Linked DNA regions of Mus musculus: region 2 is linked to region 1. The links are chromatin loops, found by intact Hi-C in ENCODE. Cell type or tissue: gastrocnemius. All regions are shown on one strand. Each heading gives the region's core, and the rest is flanking DNA. Links, peaks and the distances in the headings are about the cores only.

Region 1 (2,809 bases), core at 250-2,749:
ACAACAGCAGGACCAGGGAAGACCTTTTGCAGGCTGAGTTCACAACACACGGAGCATGACTTCTGCTCAACCAACCCTGTTGATCAGAGTTTAATCAACATGCTAAGCCAGAGCCAGGGGATTCAGAAGCAGCCTCCAGCCCTGGGTAGGAGGAGGCAGATTCCTTCCGGCAGCATTTTGATGAAAGGGTTGGTCACTTGAGGTATACAAGCCGGGAAGTACTGGCCTGGAACGAGTGAGCAATGGCTCCTCAGACACACACGGTCCCCTGCGCAGTGCTTCCCTCTATTGGTTTGCTCAATTACGTAAGCTTCCAGTGCACAGGGCATGCGAAGACTGACCACTAGCATCCCGAAGTGACTTCCCATCCAGTATATCCCAGATCTCAGACAGACTTCTCCCCAGCATATCCCAAATCCCAGCAACCTCCCACCCTAGTATATCCCAAACTTTACCCCAGTGTACCCTAAATTCCAGAGTGACCTCTGACTCCAGGATAACCCAAATTCTAGAATGACCTCCTGCCCCATGGTATGTCAGTTCCCACTGTATGTGGCTATGTGACTTCTACCCCAGCAAACTGCAAAGAGCCAACACAACTACAGCTGCACCCTGACAATGCTTTGTCTTCCCAAGAAATCTCTCCTTTCTGCTCACCCTGCTTGTCCTTCTCCAGCCAGTAGCCAATGGAACAGTCTGCACGGCTAAGGGTCCTTAGTTGGTAACCCATAACCCGGATTGTGAACAGGCACCACTCTGGAATGGGATTTACATGCCACCATGTTGGTTCCACAGCCGCCACTCACTCGGGGTCTCTCAGGCCCAGAGCCCTCAACTGCAGATCTGTGCATGCTGTGTTTGCATAATACTCTTTGGAGATATGTTCATTGAATAGTACCTTTTGTACAAGCACAGGATCGTTTTGAACATGCTAACAATATTCAATAAGGAAATAAACCAACAATGGTTCGTTTCTTTGTATTTAGCCCTGTGTCCCCCAGTGTGATGGAGGAATGGCAGCATCCCACAAGAAGCAATTTGCACTCACACAGAGGCGTTTTGTTGAAAGGTGGAAAGACTCTGTAACTCAGGAAAATCATCTTTTAAGTACTTACATTTGCAAATTACAGCTTTCACAAAACTACCGCAAATGTTATGGGCTGCTGTAGCTCTGCCTCTGTGATCGTGGCCGTGGGAGAGCCTACAGCGCCACCTTCTGGGTATTGGTGTCTGCTACAAGGGTGCCCTGTGCTGAGAGCCGCTCTTGTGGCGACTGACCAAAGCAATCTGCACTTGATAGCCTCAGAGCCACGCAACTCGCAACTCCGCAACTCGCCGTCATGCCGGGGTGGCTTCTGCAGTCCCCTGAAACCTCTTACCTAGTGTCTCCCAACAAAGCCAGCAGCTCTCCCCCATCAAGCATGCCAGAAATGTACGGGAACAGGAAGAGCTCCCAGGAACTGGCCAGCCACGTGGGATAGCACCCCCATCCTCCTTCACCTTTCTGAGGCCTCAGTTCTCTTACTTGAAAATTTAAATGAAGCCAGACTTTTGGGGTTGTAGTGCCAAGAACCAACAGCAGCTGGAAACATTAAGCCTGCGCTTCCTCTAAAGGATGCTGCAAACATGGCCATGATCATCACCAGCACTCCTTACAGTGGGAAGAGGTGGGCATCATGGGATTAAGCACCCAACAAACTCAGAATATTGTCATCCCATGGACGCAGGGGTATTCCCGCACCATTCACCGATGGGAGAAAAAAATCTCATTAAGAATCTTGTTCAATGTTAACTAGAGCCCTTGGGAGTGTTCTGTTTTCCTCTGAAGGTCCGATGGTTTTAGTACAAGCAATAGACAATAGACAATAGACAGACTAACAGGAGAGACACCACACAGGTTTATTATTGTGAGCAGCAGCTAAACAGGGTATGGCGAGAAGAGAAGAGAAGAGAAGAGAAGAGAAGAGAAGAGAAGAGAAGAGAAGAGAAGAGAAGAGAAGAGAAGAGAAGAGAAGATCTTCTGAAGGTCAGACGGCTGAGGTTTAAATCTCTCTTCCTGGTGGGAGAGAATAAAGGTGCTGGTGATTTTAGAAGAAGGGAGAGGTTTAGGGTGGGCAGGTGCAAAAGAGTCAAAGCTGGGCTGGGTTCTTCCAGATGTGTGACTGAGGCTCCCTTCTTGCAGGTTTAATTCAATCTTCCCTGGTTAATGAAGTTTCGGGCAGACTGAAGGCCAGGACTGAGGCAAAGTACTAGCCTAGTGTGCACGAAGTCTTGGATTCCATCGTGTGCCATGCAGGGTGGTGCAAGCCTGTCGTCTCAGCACTTGGAAGGTACAAAAAGAAGGATCAGAAGTTCAAGGTCAGTGAGTTCAAATGCCACCTGGACAATTTTGAGAGCCTGTCTAAATGAAAAGAGAAGGAGGAAGAGGAGGAGGAAAAGGAGAAGTAAAGGCTTTCTCTTGGCAAGTAGAGGAGGAAACTTGGATTATCACCAAGAGTTGGGAAATTGTGTAACCCAGGGAGTCTGACAGAGCCATGGGGGGTCTTATTTATTTATTTAGTATTCTTTGAGAATTTCATACGGTATGTATAATCATATTCTTTTCCATTCCCCAACTCCCTCCCCACTTCCTACTCACCCAACTTCATGTTCTTCCTCTCTCTCTTAAAAAGAGAAAAAGAAAGAGAATTTTTAAAAAGAAAGAAAACAAACAAACAAAAAAACCAAAGGTACTGAAAAACTCGGAGTCCAATTTGCATTGGCCAATGACTCCTGAGCATGAAGCTGGTCCTCGACTGCAATGGGCATG
Region 2 (2,809 bases), core at 194-2,693, 110 kb before region 1:
AGTAAAACTGCCTTTTCTGAAGGTATCCATTTTCCATCCATTTCCCAGAAAGAAAAAAATAGTCTTAAAAATCGTCTTAAGGGCTGGAGAGATGGCTCAGCAGTTAAGAGCCTTGGCTGCTCTGCCAAAGGTCCTGAGTTCAATTCCCAGCAACCACACGGTGGTTCACAACCATCTGTAATGGGATCTGATGCCCTCTTCTGGTGTGTCTGAAGACAGCTACAGTGTACTCATATAAATAAAATAAATAAATATTTTTTTAAAAAATCATCTTAAGTACACTTCTGGGCAGGCACTTCCTGTTGGTGGGCGTTATGCAGCCTGCACACCAGTACACGGCTTTCAGCTTTTCCCATAAGCCTCTACCACCCCACCCACCAGTTAATTTTCCCCTAGGCTTTGAGTGGGGTGTGTTTCTATTTATATTTGATATTTACACTGGAAAGATGAAAGGAGGAGGTCTGGGAGGGTTACAGGAGATTCGAGTGGTTGTCGCTTTTGTTTGTTTGTTTTGTGTTTTCCTTTTGGTGTGGGGCAATAATCTATGCCAACTCTCACGAATCCTCTTAGAAATTCATGGATGTTCTTGTTTACAGTCAGAACGCCCCCCCCCAACCCCCTTCCACCTTGAACCCCTCTCCTCCCCCCTGCACCTTCTCTGCCTCTGCCATTACCTGAGAGCAGACAACTTCCTTCCAGATTCCTCACGTCAGTCATTAACCCCCATCTGCCTGCTCCTGGATTTCAGTCTGTAACCCTGGAAGTGACCCCATTAGAATATAGAAAAGGAGGCACATCACTACTGCTGGGGTGGGGGTCAATAAACACCTTCTTGTTTTGGCTTTGGTGTATTTTGGGGTGGTTTGGTTTGTAGGAAGATTTTAGAGACCCAGGCAGCACCACTCTGTTGGGAAAAGACTCAGTCCACCTCTAGTGGCAGAAAGTGCATCTTGAGGTAGGTGACCCCACCCCACCCTATCTCTGACAAAATATCTTGTTAGTTAATGTATTGTCTGGTTTCGTGTGTCAACTTGGCACAAGCTGGAGTTATCGAAAAGAGCCTCCCTTGAGGAAATACCTCCATGAGATCCAGCTATAAGGCATTTTCTCTGTTAGTGATCAAGGATGGGAGGGCCAATTGTGGGTGGTGCCATCCCTGGATGGCAGTCTTGGGTTCTATAAGAATGCAAACTGAGCAAGCCAGGGGAAGCAAGCCAGTAAGGAACATCCCTCCATGGCCTCTGCATCAGCTCCTGCTTCCTGACCTGCTTGAGTTCCAGTCCTGACTTCCTTGGTGATGAGCAGCAATGTGGAAGTGTAAGCAGAATAAACCCTTTCCTCCCCAACTTGCTCTTTGGTCGTGATGTTTGTGCAGGAGTAGAAACCCTGACTAAGACAGTTAAGAAGCTTGCCTACATAGTTTAAACACATTTAAGCCTTGGTTTGTTTAAGCTCCTAGCAAAATCCTCTCCCAAGAGAATTTCCCAGAGCTGCGATGCGCAGTCTGGCCGGAAGGTGGCGCCAAATCCTCTCGTGTGGCGTTAGCGAAGTTGGGCTGCTCAGGGTCCGTATGATCCTAGAACTCTGACTTTCTATTACTTTCCACGCACATCTGCTTTCCCTTCAACCAGAGAAAAGTTTGCTGTGTATTTATTTCCATACGTGCATCCCAAGGCACAGAATAAAATTTGGTGAAATGTTTGAAATCAGCTAAGTAAAACAAATTGCAGTCTCCAAGGAGCGTCCTAGAAGCTGCAATTTACTATTCTCTCGATCCAGTCTGCACAGTTCCACTGAGGTAGGAAGTACAGCCATGGTAGAATTCAGTCGGCAAGCAAGGGCCCAAACCCGCAGTGCACTGGTGAGCACTGGACAGGGAGTCCTAGGGCCTGAGGAACTGGACTTCTCAAGGGCATTTGCCTGACAGCAGCAGGCAGAAAGCTCAGTTGTTACCTGGCAGAGTAGGGACAGAGTAGACCAGGTACCAGCTGAGAGGTGGGCTTCAGAGTCCCCATTGGTATTCAAATCGCCTTGGTGACAGTAGAGAAGTTATTCATCTGAAGGCAGATCTTTGCAAGTGGGGGATGGGGGGAGAGGGGTCTCCATACCAGGACCAAATTGGAATCCTTTCCCTGACTTCTTTAAAATTGTGCTGGTGAAGGGCACGGAAAAGCAGCTCTTGTGAATATCGGTCTCCAAGCAGGGGGCATTCGCTGTTCCCGTGTCCCCTCCCCCTGCTCCGGAGCCTTCTCAGGGATCTTGGCCAATCACAGGAGGACATTTACTGTTCTCCTGACCAGTCACAGGTGGGCATTCGCTGTTCCTTTGTCCTTGCTTCAAACAAGAACCAAAAGATCCAGACTCAAGAACCAAAACCCAGAGCCATACCACAAGTGTGGGGACATGACAGGGACCCTATCCAAGTGAAGACAGCATCCTCCATGTCCTACCTCACACACGAACTGTCACTGGTCAACAGAGGGAAAAAAAAAAGCCAGCTCCATCTGCTGACAGGAGAGATGCTCAGAGGAAATACGCTCTCAGAGAGCAGGGAAGAGGAAGCCTGGGTGACCCTAATCAGACATCACCACGCAGAAACAGCATGAGGACCTGTGCCCACTAGCGCTCATTCAACAACCCTGTGTCAGTGTAGATGGGAACAGGACAATATGAGCATATATTAAAGGGGATTAGGTTGGCTCGAACGAGATGGTCTGGGTGGTCCATACAGTCACCAACAATGATGGCCTTCATCAGAGGGGCCGAAAACCTGGCAGTTGCTCAGTTCCGAAGGCTGAGTGCCTTACTG

What was found. Hi-C counts contacts between places; a loop is a spot of excess contacts. Peaks named below come from ENCODE experiments on the same cell type or tissue, not always from the same donor. Only the 100,000 strongest peaks of a DNase experiment are listed, where the experiment ranks them.
Region 2: it touches region 1 in a loop (22-fold over the local background); 26 of 42 quality-filtered maps call a loop at or near these places.

The regions. Positions count from the first base shown.
Region 1 is chr2:172,328,165-172,330,973 of GRCm38, forward strand. It overlaps Gm14273 (predicted gene 14273), which reads left to right. Exons shown (of 5, transcript NR_166167.1): 2 at 2,183-2,358. Among named protein-coding and RNA genes, the nearest start is that of Gm14273, 5.2 kb to the left of the region's middle. In gastrocnemius, for the core only: a CTCF peak has its summit at 1,212 (motif pointing left); a DNase peak (open chromatin) is centred at 1,227.
Region 2 is chr2:172,220,342-172,223,150 of GRCm38, forward strand. No RefSeq gene overlaps it. Among named protein-coding and RNA genes, the nearest start is that of Mc3r, 27 kb to the right of the region's middle. In gastrocnemius, for the core only: a CTCF peak has its summit at 1,518 (motif pointing right); DNase peaks (open chromatin) are centred at 1,508, 1,896 and 2,248; H3K4me3 peaks cover 390 bases.